Linked DNA regions of Mus musculus: all the other regions are linked to region 1. Evidence: chromatin loops called from intact Hi-C (ENCODE). Cell type or tissue: gastrocnemius. All regions are shown on one strand.

Region 1 (8,000 bases):
TCTGTGTGTGGTATGGAGGTCAGGAGTGCAAGGGCCTGGTGGAGCAGCACAGCTGGGCCGAGGACAAGGTGACCGTCCGGCTGCTGGACCAGAAGTTACAGATTCGCTGTAAAGTGGAAGAGGTGTGGCTGGCGGAGCTGCAGGGTAGCGCATCCCACGTGCCAGCCTTGGAGCCCGGAGCCCAGGTGCCAGCCTACAGACCGGTGTCTAGGAACATCGACGTCCCGAAGAGGTTTGTGGGAGTGGTGAGGGTTAGAGGTCTGGGCTGGGACACGGCGGCGGCGTGGGGGATGTGGGGGATGTGGGGATGTGGGGATGGGGGATGATGGGATAGTGGAGCGAGGTACAGAAGAGGCATCCTTTTAAGGAAGCTTAGATAGCATCCTCTCTTCTCCAGAACTCTCTTAGGGGTGAAGTGTATATGCTTTGCTGAAAGTTTAAACTTCACTCATAATTTTTCAGAAGAAGAGACAGGAACAAATGGCTTGAATCTGGGGCCCGTGCTCATTCTATATAAGGTGGCCTTGTGGCCAAAGCAGACTCTGTCATGACCACTTGTTACCACAGCCACAGACCCAAAAGCCTGTAGGCACAGCCGTGCTCCCATCGATGAAAACTAATCAGGGTCCCCAAACTTTCTCGTAACTCAGTACCATTTGCATGTGTCTTCTGCCATGGTGTAAAATGCTTTTGATTTTTTATTTTGTCCTAAATAGCATTTAAAAAGGTAAAGCCATCCTTTCTTAGCTCAAAATTGCAGGCAAGCAGGCTGTGTCTAGAGCACACTGGGCTGATTCTTCCCTTGGATGCTAGAAACCAGTGGGTGAAGAATGAATATTCTGCTTTAGGTCTTAGGGATATGATGTCGCCTTGGGACTCTAGATCCTGATGTATACCCTGTGGTCTATCTATATTGACCTTTTAAGATTTAAAAAGGAGAATCTGGGGCCAGGAGATGGCTCAGTAGGTCTAAAGAACTTGTGCAAGCCCAACAACTCAAGTTCAATGCCTGAGCCTATGTATGGGTGGAAGGAGGAGCCTACTCCACAGAGCTGTTCTCTGACCTCCACATATGTGCTATGGCATGAGTGCACTAACGCACAGCATGCAATAATAATAATAATAATAATAATAATAATAATAATAATAATAATAATAATAATAAATTTAAGCCAAGAAACTTTGCCAACTGAACTATTTTGCATGTAAGATATATAAACAGCTAAACTCTGTCCCACTTATTTCTGTGGGTATAGGAGCTGTTGGCAGATCAGGGGGCTTAAACCATATTTTTTTATTACATTCATTTATTCATTGTGTTTATGGAGTGTGTATGCATGCTGTGGCGCACACATGGATGCCAGAGGATAACTTTCAGGACTCAGTTCACGTCTACTCTGTGGGTACTATATACTGAACTCAGCTAGTCAGGCTTGGCAGCAAGCACTTCTACCCACTGAGCCACATCACTGGCCCAGCAGACCTAGTGTTTTAAGTCCAGAGGAACAGCATTTCTGATCATGTATCCAGTGGAAGGCCAGCAAAGAGCTTGTTTTGCTATTCTGAGGAGGTGAAAATACAAAGATCATGTAAAGTCATGTTTACTATGTTAATGACTTTGGTCCATCTGTTGCAAACCCAGTTGCACAGTATAGCAGACCTGGTGTATAAAGAATGGGTGAATACAGTCCTTTGAAATAGGCAAGCCACTGGCAGCTTATTACATTCTGATTTTCCCCAGATACTTTACATTTCAGATAGTGCTTATTTTACTTCCAAATCATATAACTGTATGAATTTAGAGGGATAGAAAAGACACGTAAAATTCTATGCAGCCTGTTTAAAGCATGGAGTTTTAACAGCGGGAGATGGTTTCATCTGGTTATTTATTTTATCCTGGTCTGTTTGCTCATTGGCTTATGTAATAGGTTCTGTTGACATTCAGGAGCTAACAGAATGCCGTGTTTATTTTGGCAGAAGGGAGAGAGATCCATTAGTGTAATTGTTTCCTCTTAAATTTGAATATAAGACAGGGGAAGGATGTAATTTCAGTGTTTAGATTCCGGTGGGCATCATTTATTTCCACCTTATCTTCTTGACTCTTCTCTCTCCCCCCAAGTAAACAATGCTCCATTTTAAGCTGCAGGGTTAGAGGGAGCGTTTCGGGGGAGTGGTGCTGATTTAGGTGTCAGCGCAGTTTAAGCAGGGGACCCGCTGCTCATTCTGAGGTAATAGACGCACAGCTGGAGCAGGCGCTCATGGACTGAGTGACTTGAGTCCTGAAAGTTATCCTCTGAGCTTTACCATCCACTGAGCGTGTGCTGCCTGACTGGGTGGGGGGTGGGGTGCATGTCAGTGTAAGGTGATCCCACAAAATGAGCGGATGTGGTAGCTTAATCCGTGGGCTCTGTGGACCAGCCAGGCCTGGGAAGTAAGCGTATGCTCTGCTCATTTGAATCCAGGAAGTCGGATGCGGTGGAGATGGACGAGATGATGGCCGCCATGGTGCTGACGTCTCTGTCTTGCAGTCCCGTTGTGCAGAGTCCTCCTGGGGCTGAGCCCATCTTCTCTGGTGAGCAAGCAGGGCTGAACTGGTTCCTGGTGTGGCAGAGACCCACGACTGATGCTCTCTCACACTGGCTTCTATTTGCCAGTAGGGTTCTGCAGTCTCTTAAGTTTCCTCACCTGAGTAGAAACTTGGTGCTTTGTGACAGTGACTGAACTCAGTGCTAAGTCCAGTTGCCCAGCCACTCAAGCAAGTTCTATGGGAGCCTGGACAAGGCCAACAGAAATATTTACTTAGTTTACAAAAGCAGAACTATGCTCTGTAGTCCCCTGGTGGCGTCCGATGGTCAACATTCACTGCTCAGTGCCCAAATCAGCCTCACGAAATTCTCAGTGTGGGCTTACAGGCCAAATACCTGAGCTGAAGTTCAAATCTGATTGCACTATACAAACCAGTATTATGGGCCAGCGAAATGATTCTGGGTAAAGGTGCTTGCTGCCAAGCCTGCCAACCTGTGTTTGGTTCCTGGGACCTTCATGGTGGAAGAAAAGAACTGATACACTCTCACTCACACACTCACACACTCTCTCACTCACACACTCACACACTCTCTCTCTCTCTCTCTTTCTCTCTCTCTCTCTCTCTCTCTCATACACACACACACACACACACACACACACACACACACACACACACACACAGAGAGAGACAGGGTAATAAAAAGTTCTGAGTTGTATGGCCTCTAATTTATAGATACACAATTCTTTGGGTTATGACCCCCACACACACTACCCATAGTGGGCTTGAAGAAGGTTGGGAGCATCTTAAAGACGGATTGCTGAATAAGGCTTTTGACAAGACTTAAATTTATTTTAATGGAAATTCCTTATCTGCCAGTCTTGAAAGCTACTTCAACGTTTGTAGGACAATGTGGAGTTAGTTCTAATTCATACTGAGAGGGAAGTGGCCTTTACAAATGTCCTTCACAAGTCATCTAATATCGAAAGCAAATTTTAATTATTTCGCCCAGAGACGGTCACTGCACTTGGGGACATCTAGTGGTGAATCCCAGCAGTGCAGCCGACTTTAATGAGCACAAGGAAGATCCTGAGGAGGGACATGCCACATTCTCAAGAAGTTGAGTCAGCAGATTGAGGAAAGTAGCTGAAGGGAAAAAACCAATGTCTGGAGTTCCCTCTTGGGTCCGTGTTCATGAAGCCATGTCCAGTTGATTTGGATGCTTCTTGGGTTCTTCCCTAAACATCTACTGTTTTAAGTGCTGTGTGTAGCTGTGGTAATTTCTCAGTTTTCAGGAAAAGCAAGTGATGAGAGCTTTGAGACTGGGCAGAGCTGTCTGGGGAGGAGGGGACTCCTTACCCAGCATTCTGTCTGGGCAGGTGTCTCCTAGAAGTAAAAAGGGCCTGTCTGGGTTGGAAACATGGGGCCTTGGAGTCGGCCCAGCCTCCAGATCTGTCCTGGTCTCCTAGGGTGTGTCTGTGTCTCTTTAAACCCAGGGTCAGGAGACTCTGTAATCTGGATAGGGAGATGGGGAAGCTGAGGGTATAAGGTTTGCTTTTTCCATCTTTCTTGCTATTTCCATGTATTAGACTTTCAGATTATGTTATCAATTGGCTTGGCATGAGCTTTGAAGACAAGATACAAGAGGGTCTAGAATAAGCCTGCAGTCAGCCCTACAGACCCCGTCAATCTACAAAGTAAAAACCTAGACTTGGGGTTCCACTCATTACTGGAATGCTTGCCTAGTATGAGCAAGGCCTCAGGTTCCATCCTCAGCATTACAAAAGCCAAATAACGCAGTAGAACGAAAATCAAGGAAAATGAAGCATGAAAATCCCCCTTGTTATTTGCATTCTTCCTTCTTAGACATCTGAGTTTGAGGGGCAGGTGGCTGTTGTGTGACAGGTGAGACAGGGCCTCCTGCCACCTGGAGATCACCTGGCTGTGTGGTCCGAGAGTTCAGAGCAGTTTCCTTCCACTCACAGAGGTTGATGCGCTTGTCCGAGGAGGAGTGATAGAAAGGCATTTTCAGGAAACTCACCAAGAAGATGTCCCTGTGTGGCTGTCACCGAGTGGACATTCTCAACCAGGCCAGAACCAGGAAAAGTTCCTCTTTTTAGCGTGTACAGCATGAACTAGGTTTTAGTTGTATTCTTTTCACTAATCCTCAATGAGCCGTAGTGGCAGTGTGCATCTGTGTGGGTCAATGACGATGCATATGGCCGTGCCAGAAAATACCCCAGCAGGCAGAGCGGTTGAAGCACCAAAAGTTGCCATAGTGTCTGCACCTGCCCCCATCTTGTAGCTCAGGAAGCGTATCTGTAATAACTGAAATTCTAATAATATTTTAATTTTATTATTCACTTACGCGTTTTTTTCCTTTGGTCCCGGAGATAAGCCTGAGTGTTCCTTGACCTCCCTCTCTGTCTGGACAGTTTCCCGTGCAGCCTGCGGTGACCTGTGGAAGGAGAGCGGTGATGTTTCAGACAGCGGCAGCAGCGGGCACTGGAGCGGGAGCAGTGGCAGCTCTACCCCCTCGCCGCCCCATCCGCAGGCCAGCCCCAAGTACCTGGGGGATGCCTTTGGGTCTCCCCAAACTGATCATGGCTTTGAGACTGATCCTGACCCTTTCCTGTTAGACGAACCAGCCCCACGAAAGAGGAGGGTAGGTGACTGGGGAGCATGTGTGTACGTGAGGACAGCCATGCCTAGAGGAACAGGCGCCCCGAAGGTCCTGGGTATCTCAAGTTTTCCTTAGCTGCACTTGTGAGGTTCCCAGACACAGGCGGCTGGTTCCTCTTTGTTTTTTGGGTGTGTGAGTTTGTGGATGTGCATGCACATGGAGACACCTCACCCCATCTTACTTGTTGAGAAAGGCTCTCTTGTTGGCCTGGAGCTCACCAAATAGTCTAGGCATGGTTGGTGACCAGTGAGCCAGGGATCTACTTGCCTCCGCCATGCCTCTTGGTATTACAAGTGTGTGCCACTGTGCTTGCCTTGTTTGTTTGTTTGTTTTTAAAATGTGGCCAGCCACCAGGTCACTTCTAAATTCTCTTGTGCCTGTTTCTATGCTCTCTGGGAGACCCTTCCCTTGAATTTTTTTCCTTTGGGTCTGGCTGAAATCCTCATCAGGCAATGAGTGAAGCTGGGGAGAGGATTCATATATACCAGTTGCTAAGGCTTTTTTTTTTTACCCCCCCTAGAACTCCGTGAAGGTGATGTACAAGTGCCTGTGGCCCAGCTGTGGCAAAGTTCTCCGTTCAATTGTGGGCATCAAACGACACGTCAAAGCCCTCCACCTGGGGTAGGTACAGAGCTCAGTGCCTGTCGATTCCACCCTGCTAACACCATGGGACTTACAGCCCAGAATGCTTCTAGTGAAATGGCTTTGCTCTAGGTGCTTCTCCGAGCCTCGCCCTGACCACTGTCAGGATGATGTCTTTGCTGGCCAGGGAGATTCTTTGTACCTTGGTCACTGTTGACGCTGTTGCCAGAGAGTGAGCTCTGTGTGTCTTTCTGTGCGACTTGTGGCTGTATCTTTTTACCTGGTGTAGGAAGCAAGATGTTTCAGTTCTGGGTGGAAATAGAACCGTTTGGTCTAATTGCCAGTGACATCCTGTGGCTTGAGCATGGTGGCCAAGTTTTACTTCTGTGGCTGCATGGGGGAGTTAGGGTGTATCAGCTGTAGTGCTAACATAGGGCTCTCATCTCTGAGCAGAGCCCTCTGGGCAGCAGCTCTGGCATGAAGTGCCTCACAGGCCTTGAGAGCATGCTTTAGATGGTGCCCTAAGAGGGCCTGTGCCAGGGCTGGGTCTGTGTTCACACATTTGTGATGTTGTGTGAGCTCTTGTGCAGGGAAGAACAGCTCCTGTGGCTGGATGGGCGTGTTCTGATCCCTGATAGCATCCTCTGAGAGCAGTGGTCCTGGATGTTCTCTTGGGAACCCCCCACCCCCCCTAACTTCATGGTTGGACACATGCAGTCAGTTCCTCTGTGTAACTTTCTTTCCTCTGGCTTCGAACCAAGGCAGCGTGCCCTCAGTGACGGCCACATGTCTGTTCCACACAGGGACACTGTTGACTCTGATCAGTTCAAGCGGGAGGAAGACTTTTACTACACAGAGATGCAGATGAAAGAGGAATCTGCTCAGGCTGTGGCTGCTCCCCCTGCCCCTGGGACACCTATGGGCGAGCCAGCGTCCACCTCCAGGGTGACCAGCCCGTCCCTTGCTGCTCTTTCATTGCCTCCAGCCAAGGTCCAGTCATCTGGCCCAGAACACCCTGGCCTGGAGTCTTCTCTGCCCTCAGTTGCACTCAGCAAGTCAGCTCCTGGCTCTTTCTGGCACATTCAGGCTGACCATGCATATCAGGTATGGGACGTTACATGTGTGGGGGCTTAGCTTGGGATCTCAGTGGTCACTGGCTGTTAGAGGGCAGGCCTCTGAGCACCTTGATGAAAGACTGAGTCTTTTGGCCAAGTCGCTAACCTTACTTCCACAGAGAAGGAAAAGGAAAGACTAGGGATATAGGCCAGTTGATAAATGCTTGCTTAATGTGCACAGGGCTTTGGGTTGATCCTCAGCATACCCCCACAGTCCCAGCACTTAGGGTGGAGATAGGAGGAATAAAAGTTCAGGGTCACCCTCACCTACATAGGGAGTTTAAAGCCAGCTCAGACTACATGTAAACCCTTTGTCAATGACAATAACGAACAGGACGAAAAGGAAGAAAAAGGAATCCTTGGTGACACTTGGTAGAGATGAGAAGTCTAACCATGTTAGCTGTGTGGCTGTGATCTGAGAGCTGTCACTTTGAAGGCTGACTCATACAGAGCTTTCCAGGCAACGCCTTAGCTCTGAGGTGTTACACTGAATGGTCCCACTTTGAGTACCTACTAGGTGTCAGCATTGGATTATGTAACTCCTTCAGTTAGACTAGGACATGGGCCCTGCTCTCTCAAACTTTGTGGTGGAGCTAGGGTTAGCAATGTGGACTAATTATAAGTTCTCAAAGTGCCATTTCCTCAGGACACGGGAAGACACGATGTAGGCCCAAGGAAGACCACTCCATTATGCTTATGGACCTGGGAAAATTGTCATGGCCAGGAGGGCAGTGTCATTTAAAATGAACCTGATCCTGAATGCTAAGTTCACATGTCCATGGGCTGGTTTATAACTCTTTCTGTACATACAATTTGGCTTTTGCAGACTTGACAAGCTTGCAAATTGGTAAATAAAAAGTAATGTTTCCATGCGGATGTGCCTGCGCATGCTTGTAATACTGGTTGTACCTGGGTCAAGGTCAGCTCAGGCTATATAGTAAAGCCAGCCTTTACCCCTAAAACCAGTGCTACTTTCAATGAGAAAAATTTTATAAAACAAGCAGGCTCTCCCCATTAGATTTATTGGCCACTTAGCGTCTGGCTACGGCTCAGCCTTTGCTGGCCCTGTGGCATCTGGTTAATGTGGCAGGTATTG
Region 2 (8,000 bases), 120 kb before region 1:
TGTGATTCTATCATTGGGCGAAAACCCAGACCTCTCGAGACGTTTTTCAACTTTAAGTCTCTTCTGCCTAATTAATGGCATGTGCTTTTGTTCTTTTTCTACCCACAAGAGGGAAAGAATAGGAAAAGGGAGGAGAAAAGAAAAATGAAAAAGCCCTCTCCTCTTCCCTTGAGGAAGTCCCTACCTCCAAGAGTCCCAAGATGCGAAAAGCCTATGGGATGTTTACAACCTTAACGTTACCCGCATCTCAGTGCCTTTATTCCAGAGGCTAGGAATTCACGCCGCATCCCAGGGCAAATCTGCCGACCCCGAGTCCCCACCGCGGGGGTACCTGGGGAGCGCGCGGCGCTGGGAGCCTCCGACTTTGCAAACTGATGGGCAGCAAGGGACAACTTTTGGGCGCTGGGTGTCAGGGGTCGGCCGGGGGCTGCAGGGAAGCAGCGGCGCCGGAGCTCGGCGCATCGTCCTCCCGCCCACGCCCCCGCGGCGCCGAGCGCAGAAACCGGCTGGGCCCGGCCTCGCTCCCCGCAGGCGACCGGCGCGGGGACCCGCCGCGTCCACACTCGCACAGGTTGCCCGGCGCGGGCGGGACGTACCGGCCCCGCCGCTTTCCCAGGGCATCCTCGCTTAGAGCGGCCGCGGCCCCGAACTCCGCGCCGCCCACTCCGACCCGGCTCCGGCCGGGCCGCTCGCCAGCCGCAGCTCCGCGCCCGCCTCGGCAGCGCCGGCCTCGGGCTTTTGTTCGGCCGCGACGCGAGCAGCGAGCGCCGCCTGACGAGGGGCGGCTGGGCTGGGGCAGGCGCCTCGGCGCTCTCCACACGCAACGCTCCTCTCCCGCCCTCCCGGCCCCGGAGGAAACGTCGGCCGCACGACTCACCTCACCGCCGGCCTCCGGGCTCTCCCGGGCAGCGCCGCTGGCCCCGCAGGCAGCCGCGCGTCCCTCAGGTTCCCCGAGCGGCCGAGGACCGCAGGCGCGCCGAGCCTTCGCGAGCGTCGAGGCGCGCGGCCCGGGGAGGGAGGTGCGCGCGCACGTGCCGCGCATGCGCGCTACGGTCAGCCTCCTATCCAGCTCCTGGCTGTGCAGCGCTGACCGGCTTCGTTGTTCTCAGCCTGGCGTCCTAGGTGATAGTGACGTCTTGAGCGCCGCGCGTCGGTTTGGTGGTTCCCAGCGCTGGAGGCATTCATCCAACATGTGCCCAGTCCTTCTTGCAAAGTCCGCCTGAGCCAAGTTCTCAGTGCGGGTCCAGTGCGGAAGCCAGTGTGCCAACCTCGGACCTCGGGGACTCACGGTGAAGGGTAGTGCCGCGCACAGGTAGCAAGGGACACCCGGTCTGTTGCAACGCTGCACTCTGACCGGCGAAGCAGGTGCACACTTCGCGTCCTCTCCACCGAGACCTTACTATAAACAGACGGAGCTTGTGCTCGCTGGTGACATGCCTCATCTTCCGCTTAGAGGGCTCCCCACTCCCTTTGCTATATGCACGGCTTGAGGAGCTGAAAGATTTCTTTAGAGGTCATCTAAACACAATTTTATTTTTTCCCAACAGGGAGAAGAACTCTCAGAAAGGTTGGATGTCTTACTTAGTCACACAGCATTTTAATGGAAGAGCCTGTATTCAATTAATCGTGATTGCGTTTCTCTTTGTTACAGGGTTTTACCTATCTTTCTTTTTGTCCATCTTCAACTTAGAGTCCATGGCTTCATTTGGTTCTCTTGGTAGCTCACAGGACATACAGCAACGTTGGCCCTGTTGCAAGTGATTGTACTTGACACTACTGACCCTTATGTTTATAAATGGCTACGGTGAGAACATATGGGCTGAAGATACAGTTCTGTTGGTAAAACATTTGCTATACAAGCGGAAGAACCTGAGTTACATCCCCAGAACCCACAAAACAACAACAACAACAAAATAACAACAACAAAATCAGTCCTAATAGCAGGCACTTGTGGTCCCAGTGCTGGGGAGGTGGAGCCAGGGTGGGTCCTGGGGCTAGCTAGTCACTCAGCCTAGCCCATTTGGTGAATCCCCAGGCCAGTGAAAGATTTGTCTCAAAAAACTAGGTGGAGAGCAACTGACTAACACACCTGTAGTTGACCTCTGGCCCATAGGTGTACAGAGAGACAGATAACAAGAGACAGAGTCAGATATAATTTTTAAAAGGTTCTCAGGTAATTTAGTGAATGCTGAAAAGTCTTGTGCTCAGGTCAGTCTCACATCAGAATTGACAGAATTTGATAGGCCAGCGTGATAAACAAAATCTGAAATAGCAATTTCCACTTTCCTTATTGGCACTTGTGCAGCAACATTTTCAGGACAATAATGTTGATTCTTAGGGCCATTCCAGGCAAATCAGCATGCCCCAGGGACCCAGTGGTGTCTCTTGATGAGAGTAAATGAAGAGGCAGGTGGTATATGGGGGTGGAGGAGAAACTTTGTCATAGCTTTATGTAGTGCTAGATCCCCATTACTAAGGCACTGGAAATGTGCTTGCAGGAGCCTTCTTACTCAGTGTACACAGTACGCTATAAAAACAGACACAGGCCACGCCACTGCTCACATCAGCAGATGGGGATGACACAGACACAATTACAAATATATCAACATCGTCAGGTCCCATAAATAAATACAATACTTAGCAGAAAAGGAAACTGCTATATATAAGTGGTAGTACATCTTTAAAAACTGTCAAGAATAAATCACTTGTAAGAGTGAACATATATGCCGGGCAGTGGTGGTGCATGCCTTTAATCCTAGCACTTGGGAGGCAGAGGCAGGTGGATTTCTGAGTTCAAGGCCAGCCTGGTCTACAGAGTGAGTTCCAGGACAGCCAGGGCTACACAGAGAAACCCTGTCTCGAAAAACAAAAACAAACAAACAAACAAAACAAAGAGTGAACATATATATAATGAAACTGTCCAAAAAGGAACAAGAAGGCGGTGCACAAATTGTTTTCTAGACATAGCAAGGACAATGGGATCTGTGTGCGGAAAGGGCTACTACATGCATGTCTGGTAAACACACAGAGAGGGAGAGAGAGGGAAGGAGAGAGAGAGGGAGAGAGAGAAAGAGAGAGAAGAGCACGCATATTGGTGGAAACATCTTTGTGGAGATACAAGTGTTTGTTATAAAATCTCTAAGCTTTTCTTTATGTGTGATATGTTCCACACAGAAGTAATGTCAAAGTATCACAAGACACTGGGCTATGTGTGCATGTTCCTTAGGAACACAGTGGGAATGGGGTGACTCACAAGGAACACAGTGGGAACGGGGTGACTCATTCCCCTTTAGGGGAGCAGTCAGTTGGAGGAACTGTGGGACATGAGGAGACCCAGAAGGTACTGTTAAGAGCAGAGAAGAGGGGATCCTCTATGAGGAATGGAAACATTCAAATCCCATGGGGATAACTCCAGATGCTTTCTAGGTCCCATCTCCCTTTCCTTCCATGTTGTAACCACTAATAGAAAGTCTTTAACAAGGGGGAACTTCACAGAGAGACTCAGCCACCTAGGCATTGTTAAAACTGGTGCCTTTCTGGATGAACCCGTTTTTTGAAACCATAAATGTTAACTGGTAATGCATGGTAATTTAGTATGACATCTTTACCTGCCTCCCCCAGGCCACCCCCTCACATCCCCAAAGGCTTTGTCTATTCATTTACATACAAGCTGGTCATTTGGAAAAACCACTAAGTTGGAATCCAGACAACCTAGGTTCTCGTTTCAGCTTTGCCACTTACTGATCCACTGTTAACTTAGGGAAAGCGCCAACCTCCACGAGATGCACTGTCCCCTTTTCATTTAAATGGTAGATATGCAAATTCTGCCTATTTAAAAAAAATAAATAAATGAAAGGGAAGGCTGGCAAAATGGCTCGTAGGTAAAGGCATTTGGTGGCAAGCCTTATTACATGAGTTCAAGCCCTGGACTTACGTGATGCAGAGACTCGGCTCCTGAAAGTTGTTTTCTGACCTCTACACATGGCAGACACAGGCTAACACTCAGACATAGATACACACATGTAAATAAACCTAAATTTAAAACTATACTATTTTTAAAAATGATGAAACACGTAGGATCTGTAGGACTGCTTAAGTTGGAGGTGTCCGTTGTTTTAGTACGCAAAGGTAGTTTGGGAAGTTGTATTCTTTTTAGGTACTGGGGTTAAGTTTTGGTTTGCTGCTGCTTATCAAAATTGTTTTGCACTGTTTACACAGGCATGGGATTTCCAACTTCTCGGAATTCTTCAGGACTTGTTATCACAGCTACTAGATCCGTTGGTTATTTGCACATTACACTGTTGAGTTTCTCTCATTAGATTTCTCTTATGTTTTAGACAGGGTTTTGGAGTTCTGGCTAGTCTCCAACTCCCTTTGTAGCCAAAACTTTCCTAGGAACCCTGACCCTCTTGCTTCCACCTCCGTAGTGCTAGGATTGCAGGATTGAGCTACCATTCCCGCCTTCAGATTTCTTCCTTCCTTCCTTCTTTCTTTCTTTCTTTCTTTCTTTCTTTCTTTCTTTCTTTCTTTCTTTCTTCCTTCCTTCCTTCCTTTCCTTCCTTCCTTCCTTCCTTCCTTCCTTCCTTCCTTCCTTCCTTCCTTCTCTCTTTCTCTCTTTCTTTTTTCTTTCTTCTTTTTTTTTAATCCTTGAATTCTGTGGTTCTCACTACAAGTTGGGTGCTCAATACATTTAGCTAATTAAATGTGACTGGATCTTAAAACCTAAATACAGTTATTCTTATAAGGGCGTGCCATCTGCTGGTTCCCTGGCGTATCTGTCACTTGGCTTGGGGCAGTTCCCCCACGACCTCCCCTCCCCTCTGCAGGTGCTTTTTTTCCCATCTGACCCGTAGCCAATTGTTATTTCCTCCGTCTGGGCAGTCTTAAAACCTGGCATAATGGAGTTTGCGTTTCGGAGCTCCCGAGTGACCAGAGCAACACAACTGAGCATGCTCGGTCTGTTTTGGAACACAAACGCAGCAAGTCTTGAAGGGAGGTTTTTCAAGGCTGCTGGTTTCAGGATTGGATACAGCTTCCTCCAAGAATTTTATCAAGATGTTACAGCTCCTCCCACTCACCCGACTGCCACACTTTCTCCTTTTATCTCTGTGCCCAATTTTGGAGCCAGCCTTCCTTGGATACCCTGGCCAATCAAGAGTCCACACATTGTTGCCTAAGAGACCCCGGATGCCAGCGACAGGATTTATAGATGGCGATTGGCCTGCTGGAAGCAGTAAGGTGGGGGCTGAAAGGAGTCAAAGAAAGCTGCCCTAGTGCAACGATAGCAACCCCAGAACCAGAGGCTTGAAGAAGGAAGCCAGCTGCTGAGGTGAGCAGTGGGTAGAGCAGGAAAAACACGGAGATTCTGAGAGAGCTCCCCAGCTTCCCAAAAGCTTGCTGGGGCTCCTGGGGATTAAAGTGCGCTGCGGTTTCAATGGCTGCTTCACACCTCTGCAATTAACAACCAACAATTACAGTGCAGGTCAAGCAGTAGCTTTGAGAACCATGCATTACAGTGCTTATTTCGGTTTTAACTATTTGAATATAGGGTGAATTCCTATTTAAACCTACCCGCCCTCTATTTCTGATACTGTGCGAGATCCCCTTTGTCTGGTGATTTTACAGTGTACTGTGGGAGAATTGTGTGTTAGCAGAGAAACTCAATCCTAGTCTTCGTTGTAACCTCCGAATAAAACTCTTGACAACCTTGAGTATTTCCTCTGTGCCAGGGTCAGCATATTCTGAGTTTCAGTGTGCAGTCCCACAAGGTTTAATTCTCAAACTCCCCCTCCCCATGCTCTTCCAGGACATTTTCCCCCTTCCATTGAATAACATTTATTGAGCATCTACTATGTACGGCTGTGATACTGTGACTGGAGTTTAAATGAGCAGTGACAGAATACACGAGCCCCAAAGCATCAGGGCCTCATGCCACTGTCCTTACAGTGGTCAGGCTGTCAGTGGATTTGGACAGAGTACAGGAAAAGGGGGCACTAGGTTGAAATAGTTACATTGAGTTGACCCAGACTTCGAGTTGAGGAATTGGAATTCCAGTCATTAGTGAGATGAGACGGTTTGGCAGCACAGACCCTGCAAGAGGCAGGTGGATCTTTGTTACTTTAAAGCCAACCTGGTCTACATAGCAAGTTCCAGGCCGACCAGGGGTATGAGGCAGACTCTATCTCAAAACAAAAACAAAATCGAGACAGAACAAAACGAAACTTAGGGCTTGGAGTATCGAATACTTGGTAGAATGCTTGTCCAGCATGCATGAAGCCAGAACCCAACTCTGCATAAATCAGGCGTGTGGCGAACACTGCAATCTAGAACTTGAGAGATGCAGGCAAAAGGATCCGAAGTTTAAGGTCATCCATGACTTCAGGAGCAGGTTTGAGGCCTGCCTGGGATAGATCCTTAGGAAAATTATTGTGTAATGGGGATGGTGTGGACAATGGCTCAGAAGATTTAGGTCAGACCGGAAGCATGTGACAACTGGGACCTCTGCTTGGGTGTTGGGCTTTAGCTTGGAGCCATATGTAGGGGGTGAGAACCCTGGGCCTTCTTTCTACAGTTTTATCCCAAGTTACATGAAACACAATGACAGGCAGCCATTAAAAGGAAAGGGAGTCATAAGTACCTGCAACTTGTACCTGTGGACAAGGATGAGACAATCTTTGCTGTCTTGGTAGACAGGATGCAATTATTTATTGTATGTGTTATGTGAAAACTTCTGTGTTTTGAATAGTAGCCAGTAGTTTATTTGTGAACTTGTGTATGCATACAAACTATGTACACTGTTCATCTTCTGGGATTGAGGGAGGAGGGAAGAATCAGAAAAGGAGAATTACAAAAGATAGATAAGACGTCCCCACTGGCATGCCCTCTCCATGACTGTCACCAAGAGTAGTGCCTCCTGGCTAACCCCACCTCCTGGAAACTACCGCTGCTGCTTTGAAGAAAGCCTAATCTAAAGTGGTTTTCAGTCCCAAGGAACCAGGAGGAAGAAAACAGCCTGGGCAGACCCTTAGGGTATCTTTGAGAAAAGCTACTTTAGCTTCATTCAGAAATGGTACCTAGAATACATCAAATGGCTTTCCACACATGCAAGGGAGCTTCTCAGATTAATACAGAGATTTTTTTTTAACCTGGGGGAAGCAGAATTTTAGCTTCATGTGTATTTTCCTAGGAAGAGATGCATAGATTTTTATCCCGGCAGCTTTATGATTTTTAAAGCAGCTACTGTCTTAAAGGAAGAAGAAGGGGGGCGGGGCTGGACACAGTGACAAACTCCAGTAATAACAGCACTGAGAAGATTGAGGTGGTGAGATCTTGAGTTTGAGGGCATCCTGGACTACAGTAAGTCCCTGTCTCAAGATAAAAAACAACAAGCAGTATACAATTTTACCTGAACAGATATGAACTAGGTGGCGTTGCTTTGTATCTGTGGTCTTCCTGCTCACCTGTGTGTGTCTGGCTGCTAGTTAGCCATGCTGCAATAAAAGTATTCCCTGTGCCTTTTGTAACCTACCTAAAAAATGTAGTAACTTAGACATTAGGAGCTGAGAAAGGCCCAAAGGCTAATCTGAGCCCCTTCATACCAGGGCTTCAGTGGCAGAACCATGGGAAGGTGTTGACTATTGAACACTTCTCAACATTGTTCATTTATAGAGTCATCTCAGCCATAGTTCTACTTGTGTGTGCAAACCCATCTTTTAGGGGGGAAGTAGAAACACTGAGGGCAGGCACTCACACTACTGTCCATTGTAAAATATTCCATCATGGTCCCCTAAAGTACAGGTTTTGGGAGTTCTATATCTGACAAGTTCTAAGAAAGATTGAAGGAGATTACTCAGGCCACCTTGGCAAGACTTTTCCTCTCTTTATCTTTTAAGCATCATTTTGGAGATACACATACCTAGGATTTTTTTTTTAAACTGCACAAAGTGGGGATCGAGAGATGGCTCAGAAGTTGGGGTGCTTGTTGTTCTTGTAGAGGACCC
Region 3 (8,000 bases), 65 kb before region 1:
ATCTCAGGAAAAGAGAATGAACAGCAGAAATGGTGACAAACGCAGACTCTTGGAAATATGGCAATAGACATCTTGGGTTTGATGGGGGGATGTCTAATGTCCTCGTTGGTAGTACTAGGAAAATCAGGCCTGGGAAGGGAATGACACCCCCAGGCTCCTTCAGAAGTTGGTAAAGGAGATGCTTAGGGCGTTAGCTATAGCACAGATCGAGTGGTTTCTGCAATAGAAGTGCATTAGCTCACAGTCTGAATACTGGAAGTCTGAGGTGATGTGTCAGCAAGTGACACCAAGGTCTCGAGGTCTCTCTCCATTGGCCATCTTCCTGTCTTTACATGAGTCTCCTCTTCTAAGTCAAATGCAGGCCCTTTATAAGATATCGAAGTTAGGAGTTCAGCGTGTAGCTTTACAAGAGACATGGTTCAGCCAGAAACACATGCTATGGGGCAGGATTAAGAAAATCAAGATAGGATGCTGAAGCCCCTGGACCTGGCAGCAGTGAGAAACTTTATCATCCTTTGTGCCAAAGAGATGAAGGGAGCAGGGAGAGTGGAGGTCTTGGGTCCAGCTTCTGCGGCGGCCTTCAGAGAGAGGCTGGCAGACATGGTGTGTTGGAGGTGGCAGAGGAATGTGGGGAGGGAAGTAGTGATACCCAACTCTTCTTCTCTCTTACACTCTCCCACACTCCTGGCGTCACCCATCTGGAACTAGAAGAAAAGATACTAGTGATTCTGTCCTTAGCTGCCAGCCTCCTGAGGCAAGAGAGCAGAACTGGCAAGGCTGAGCAGTAAGTCTAGGCAGAACCATGGAAAATAACCAGCATCATGGAGGGAAAGAGTACAGGGCTGGTACCAGGGAGATGCCTCAGCCAAAGAAAGCATCCTGTGTAGGCCTGATGAGTTCCGTTCTCAGAAACCATGGTGGAAGGAGAGAACTTAACTCCTGAAAGGTGACCTCTGGCCGCCGCATGCACCAACTTCCCACTCCAGCAATAATAGAGCACATGTCTAAAGGAGTGACAATGGGCATGTAAGCAATTTAAAAGAGCTTTGGAGTAGCTGGAAAACAGAACAAAATCACTTAGTGTAGCGGGAGTAGATTAATCTACTCTTATCTCCCCTGTGGTGGAACACATGCTCCTTGCTACCCACCCCAATGCTCTGGATTCTAGGAATGAAAGACACACACACAGAGCCTTATATTTAATATGCCTTAATCTGCTCAGTGGCTGGGCCACATCAGTCCTCCATGTCGCTAACACACTCTTCCCTCCCATTCTCCTGATTTATTACTTACCAAAACCTGTATTCCATCCTGGCCACCCTGGATCCAGGCCTGCAGCTCTCCTGGGCCATGATCCATGACTCTTACATGTTGGTAGTCTACCTGTCTCTCTGTCCTACACTTCTCAGGCCTGGTCCTTCTCCTTCCCCAACATGTCACATTCCCCCCCTGCCCCCTCCCCTTTCCCTGGAGTCCTGTCTCTGTCTCCCTGCCCAACCATTGGCCACTGGCATCTTTATTTAGCAATCAAAGCCAACTGGGGGTAGGGACCCTCAGCATTTACATGCAGACATGCGGGTTCTGTGATTCTGGAAACCCAAATAACATAATGCAAGCATGAAAACCAAATCCACAACAACTCAGTACAGACGTGAATGTTCATGTAACAGGCTCCCAGACCTTAACACAACTCATGAATGTTAGAGGCACCATTTTGATCTTAAAACCCAACACACAGGCCCCAGTACCTGCCAACATGGAAACAAAGACCTAACACATCCAGCACCTAGGCGCAGTTCCAGGAAAGTCCGTGCACGTACTCACCTTGCTTTTCGGCTTCTGTCTTTCTGCTCCTTGCTAAGTCGACTGTGACAACCAGGATGTGGTTTTGGTACATAACTTGGGGTCGCATGGTTATGGCAAGTTCCCTGTGCAGGCACTGGCCAGCCATAATACCTTTCTTTTTTTGTCTTTCTAAGTGTCCTTGTGGTGGTCTCTGATGGGCTTACTTCAAAACATTTCTTTCTACAATCAACCATCTACCCATATACCCATCTCAGTTCCCCAGAAACTGCTGTTCTGCGATGTAGTTACCTAAGTAAAGTAGAATAATGGAAAAGCAGTGTTTGCTGTTATTGTCTGAATATGAAGGAACCCACGAGAGGCTGATGCATTGAAAGCTTGGTCTCTAGGTGACAAATCCAATCACTGTGGGATGATTACACCATGAGGGTTCTGACGTCATCAGTACATTAATTCATTATAGAGTTACACCAAGTAAGATTTTAGGAGGTGAGGCTGGTTGGAGGGAGTAGGTCCCAGAGTTCGTCCTCTGAAGAGTCTGTCTTATTCTTGGCCCCTTCCTATCTAACGCTCCACCCCGTTTGCAACAAAGTGAGCTCTGGTTTCTTCTGTGGCCAAATAAATCCTTCCTCAGCAAGCTGTCTATTGTAGGTATGTTGCGCAGTAAGGAAAAGGATGGCAAACACGGCTGTCCATTGTGATACCAAACAGTCTACACACACACACACACACACACACACACACACACACACAAAGAGTTTTGACAGTGGCCCAGACTGGTGGTACAGAAGAAAGTGGTGTGTGTCCAGATGATAGGTAGGGACAAAACACAATCTAGTAATAATCACTTCATTTGTCCCACATAGCGTTGCACTAAAGCATCCTTCCGCGCTGAGATCTTGTGTCTTTCCCATGGGAAGGGTGTTCTCTTCCCAGAGCCTGTGTCCTCATGGACACTTCCATTTCTTTAGTTGGCCAGACAGTTGTTCCATTTGAAACAAAGGGAACACAGGCTCTGGAGGGTAATACACCAGGAACCATGGGCAGATGGAGAACCTGGACAGTCTGCAAATGGACGACCCTTGATCATGTCATAAGTAGTTACACTCGAGGAGGGACACGGCTGGCACTGTGGTGTGAGCCATCCATTAGGGCTCTGTGAAGGCTGCAGGCAGAGCCTTTGTTCCCTTCTTGAAGCCTAGGGTTCTGAAGTCTGGTGGGGCCTGAGTCACCTTTGAAGTTCTAGTCATAAGAGGTTCATAGTGTCACTTCTGTTTCTTTAGTCAACTGGACAGTTGTTCAATTTGAAACAAAGGCAACACAGACGCTGCAGGGTTGCAAGGTTCTGGAAGGACACCCACAGACACCAAAATGGACTTTGTTTGTGCGAATACATATTGTTTTTCATACACTTTCCCCACCAGCCTCCCATTTATTTCTGTTGATCTACTTGTATTTGAGAGGGTTGCAAGTACCCCAGGCTGACCTTGACCTTAGTATGTATCTGAAGATGATCTTAAACTGTCTCCACCTCTTGATGTTGAAATTACTGGTGTGTATAAGACTACCACACTCAATGTATGAGACACTGGGAAACAAACCCCAGGCATTGTGGGTACTGGATAGGCACTCTAGCAACATTGTAATATGCCTAGCCCCTCCCAGTTATTCATTTTTATTTCTTTTGGTGCTGGGGATTGAACTCAAGGTCTATGTACAAGCTGCACAGGGGAGCTATGACCCCACCCTTTCCCACAGACTTTAAATCATTTCTAGGTGACTTGCAATTCCTAAAACAATGTGAGTAGTTGTTAAACTGTGTCTTTTGTACTATGACAAGATGGGACAGTACTGACAGTACATGGCAGGCCTGGCTGCTGCGTGGTGGATGTATATCAGCAATATTGTGATAACTTTTCCTAGCTCTGTGTGTGTGTGTGTGTGTGTCTGTGTGTGTCTGTGTGTGTCTGTGTGTGTCTGTGTGTGTCTGTGTGTGTCTGTGTGTGTGTGTGTTAGAGCCCAAGAACACAGAACCTGCAGATACAGAGGACCTAACTGGTTGGTTGTGAGAAATAAACCTTTTCTTGCTTTTAAGGAACCTGAGAAGCTGAGGAGAGGAGAGGGCAGCTGTTGCAACACATGGGCTTGAACAGGGTACCTCGAGCAGAGCTGAAAGAGAGGACTGACGAAGCAGTCTGGGAGGAGCTACAGATGGGGATGGCTGTTCCAGCAGAAAGCCTAGGATGAGTCCATGAAGGTGGTGTGGGATGTACAAGGGGGAGAGAGAGAGAAACGACCCAGTGAAATAGCCAGAGACCCGGGGAGAAGCCAGAGAGTCAGTTATCCTGGTGTGCCCAGGACTGACTTGGCTTCAGGGGCTTGGGTCGCTAGCTCCGTGCAAGCAAGTGCAAGGCCCTGGATATAATCCTCAGCAAGGCCAAAGCCGAGGGGAGGAGAAGGGTAAGAAGAAAAGGGGGAGCTGGGCGTGGTGGCACACGCCTTTAGTCCCAGCACTTGGGAGGCAGAGGCAGGCAGATTTCTGAGTTCGAGGCCAGCCTGGTCTACAGAATGAGTTCCAGGACAGCCAGGGCTACACAGAGAAACCCTGTCTCAAAAAACCAAAAAAAAAAAAAAAGAAAGAAAGAAAGAAAAGAGAAGAGAAGAGAAAAGAAAAGAAAAGAAAAGAAAAGAAAAGAAAAGAAAAGAAAAGAAAGGGAAAGAAAGGGAAAGGAAAGGAAAGGAAAGGAAAGAAAAGAAAAGAAAAGAAAAGGGGGAGGAAGGAGAGGGATGGAGGGTGATAGAAAGACGGAGCGAGCATAAGGAGGAGATGGAGGAAAGGGGGGAGGGGAAGATGAGGAAGAAGAGAGGAAGGGAAAGAGGAAAGAGGAAAGAAGAGAAGGCTGAAAACAAGGAGCATCTCCAGGAAGCCCCTCAGTCGCCATGAGTTGTTCTGGAGACTTGGATGGCCCACGAGAGCTGATGGTTTCTATAGAAACCCGTCTGAGCTGCCATGAGGTTGGGGAGAGAGCCGGAAAGTCAGTCAAGAGCCCGAACAGGAATCTGAGCCCTGCCAGGAAGTCAAGGCTTCGCCCTAGGTACTGAACAGTTGATCCGGGACTGTGAGATAGGAAAGCGATCTGAGGAGACTTGCATTTAGAGGGCTCTGGTGCCTGGGTAACTGGAAAGAGGGGATGTGCAAAGAACCGCCCATCACAGAGTCTCCAGAGAGGTGGAGCGAGACCGGGGAGCTAGAAGGATATAGACTCAAAGCGACAGCAGGACTTGGAGATACAGAGAAGGTTGGCGAGAGAGACTCTCGGGTGCCTGGCATCAGCACTTGGAAAACAATGGGGAAGTAATGAGGGTGGTTCAGAAAGGCCTTCCCACACCACCCTGCCCTGGAATGCAAACAAACCGTTCCTTCCCCTGCAGCTGCTGTTGGTTTGACGGTGATCTTGCTGGGTGTGCAAGTGTATTGGACGTCCCAGGGACAAGGGGAGGGGGTGAGAACTGCGGGGTAGTCAGGAGGCTCCTCTGGAGGGTGAGGAGGAGGAGAGAGAGAGAGAGGCTGTGTTAAACTGTAGGTTTCAGAAGCCCTTGCCTACTCTGGTTTGGTTTCCACAAGACCCTTAGTGGGGGGGGGGGGGGGAGAAAGGAAGGAGGGGCAGAGGGAGGACCTGGCACCTTTATCTTACCGTTGCGGAATTTAGGATGGAGTAGCAAGCCCAAGCAATGACTGTCTAACAGCAGGCCTGGGTCATGACTGAGAGTTTGACTCCAAAGAACACCTCTTCCCACCTCACAGTTGCTCCATAGCCACTCTTCCTGAGTGGACACGGCCTCCTCATTCAGTATTTGGCCTGGAAATCCTCCCATTTCTCCCCACAGCCTAGAGGGCAGAGAAGGTGGCAGGGAGTGGGAAGGATTAGATCTGGTGTTCCCATGGGCTTTCAGAGAGCGGCTGAAGACTGCTGTCAAGAACTGGAATTAGCTGGGCATAGTGGCATACACCTTTAGTCCCAGCATGAGATCTCTACCAGCCTGGCCTACATAGTGAATTCTAGGACAGTCAGAGTTACTTAGTGAGACCGTCTCAAAACAAACAAATAAATAAATAAATTTCGGATTATCAGATAATTTCTTCCTTTTCTTTTTTATATTTTAAATTTTTTCTTTTTTTCTTTTTTCTCTTTTCTAATTCTTTTGTTGTTGTTGGGTTTTGTGTTTTTTGGTTTTTTTTGGTTTGTTTTGTTTTTGTTTTTGTTTTTTTTTTGTTTTTCGAGACAGGGTTTCTCTGTATAGCACTGGCTGTCCTGGAACTCACTTTGTAGACCAGGCTGGCCTCGAACTCAGAAATTCGCCTGTCTCTGCCTCCCAAGTGTTGGGATTAAAGGTGTGCGCCACCACGCTATGCCCAGAATCTCTTAAAGAGACATAAAAAAAAAAAAAAAAGATGAAACTGGAGCCTTCAGATAAAGCCCAGTGTCGTCTCAAATGTTTAAACCACACACGTTTCCATTCCCACGTGAATTTTGATGTCTGTCCTTTCCAGTTTTGATTCTTCTGTTTGTGGTCTTCCTCCCATTTCTCTCTGTCCATCTTCAGTTGTAGTCATAAATCTCAACTACCCACCCTCTAGGATGGAATTCTTCACAGGATCCCAGATTCTCCACATGTTTCCATATTTCTTTTATTAAGCAGGCACATGACTGGTGTTTGACAGTAATGCTGTCATCAGAATGTTAAGAAATTCGCATTTCTCAGCTGGCTTCGTTAGTCCCGGGCTCCAGCAGAGAATGGACGCTAGAGGGCGCTACTTCCCCTCTTTTCTAAGTCTAGACAGCAGCTCCCGTCCTGATCTCCTGGGTCTTCCAAAGTTTGTCACTCATTTGCTTTGAGCACGGTTCACCAGCTTTTTCAGAGTTCTGGGTGTACGTGTACACCTTCGAGAAACGCTCATTAATTCACTTCAAGTCTTTTGTTTCACTTAAATTACTTTTTTAGTGCTAGGATTTTTTTTTAAAGTTTAATTAATTTATGTATATGAGTGCTCCATCTTCAATCACACCAGAAGAAGACATAGGATCCCATTACAGATGGTTGTGAGCCACCATATGGTTGCTGGGAATTGAACTCAAGACCTCTGGAAGAGCAGTCAGTGCTCTTAACCACTGAGCCATCTCTCCAGCCCAGCATTTATATTTTTAATAAGTCCAGCATGGTCTATATAAAGAGTTCCAGACCAGCAAGGGCTACATAGTAAGCCTGTATCCCAGCAAACGCAAACAACCCCCTGCCATCAGCAAACACGAACAGGGATTGAATAACTCTGAAGTCAGGGGGAGTGGAGGTAGGGATGAGTTGGTGAAGCCCTGGATACTTGGTTCTGGTGTTCATTTGGCATGTGTTTCCTGTAATTCGTTCCTGATGAGATTTCGATATGTTTCATTTCATCTTTAAAAAGAAACAAACAAAAAAGCAGGAATACTTTTCAAGAAGGAAACTGACCATATAATTGACATGAATTACAAAAATCACAACTGCTAACACATGCCCAGAAGGAAACCAAGCCTCATCTGCTATCACCAAATATTTACTATTGATGTGCTGTTGGCTCATCTGTGTTATAGTCCAAGAATGCTAGCAGATCCCAGGGTGGACGCTCACTACTGGGGGAAAAACAAGAAGGGGGAGGGTCATTTTCAAACCCAGCAAGTTTGATCCTCTAACTTTTCCTTTTTCTGGGAAATGAGGACACAATTTGTAATCATTTGATATGAGGACAGACCGCCTCGATCACAGATTAAGTCCGGGCATGGACCACGGGAAGTTAAGGTCCCCAAAGGATGAGCGAGAGCTTTTAAACAGATGACTCTGGTAACTGGATACAGGACAGGTTGATGGTGGGTGCTGAGAACACTAACTAGGAGATCACAGTGGTGAATAGCTGTAATCTGAGCTGGAAATGCAGTAATCAGACCTTGTATCTACACAACGTGTACACTTTCCTTTTATAGACCCTCCTACAAGCAATTATATGAGCTAGGCTGAATCCCTTTTTTAAAAGTTTAGAGGTTTAATTAGAAAAGTGGATATATACCCAGACACTATTGCACAATGCCAGAAAGATTTTGCTGAAGGGACCCTGTTATAGCTGTCTTGTATGAGGCTATGCCAATGCCTGGCAAATACAGAAG

What was found. Peaks named below come from ENCODE experiments on the same cell type or tissue, not always from the same donor. Only the 100,000 strongest peaks of a DNase experiment are listed, where the experiment ranks them.
Region 2: a loop joins it to region 1, with 2.4 times the contacts of the local background. A loop is called at or near these places in 9 of 42 quality-filtered maps.
Region 3: it touches region 1 in a loop (8-fold over the local background); 28 of 42 quality-filtered maps call a loop at or near these places.

Annotation. Positions count from the first base shown.
Region 1 is chr14:65,386,328-65,394,327 of GRCm38, forward strand. It overlaps Zfp395 (zinc finger protein 395), which reads left to right. Exons shown (of 10, transcript NM_199029.2): 3 at 1-232; 4 at 2,463-2,572; 5 at 4,960-5,189; 6 at 5,728-5,828; 7 at 6,593-6,893. Among named protein-coding and RNA genes, the nearest start is that of Zfp395, 32 kb to the left of the region's middle. In gastrocnemius, no CTCF peak of the experiment used is centred here; a DNase peak (open chromatin) is centred at 3,572; H3K4me3 peaks cover 251 bases.
Region 2 is chr14:65,261,455-65,269,454 of GRCm38, forward strand. Fzd3 (frizzled class receptor 3) reads right to left here and starts at 1,009. Exons shown (of 7, transcript NM_021458.2): 1 at 878-1,009. It overlaps Fbxo16 (F-box protein 16), which reads left to right and starts at 5,164. Exons shown (of 8, transcript NM_015795.2): 1 at 5,164-5,329. In gastrocnemius, a CTCF peak has its summit at 4,776 (motif pointing left); DNase peaks (open chromatin) are centred at 754, 1,077, 4,893 and 5,133; H3K4me3 peaks cover 2,522 bases; H3K27ac peaks cover 752 bases.
Region 3 is chr14:65,321,534-65,329,533 of GRCm38, forward strand. It overlaps Fbxo16 (F-box protein 16), which reads left to right. Exons shown (of 8, transcript NM_015795.2): 8 at 1-2,440. Among named protein-coding and RNA genes, the nearest start is that of Gm41178, 26 kb to the left of the region's middle. In gastrocnemius, no CTCF peak of the experiment used is centred here; DNase peaks (open chromatin) are centred at 4,854 and 6,621.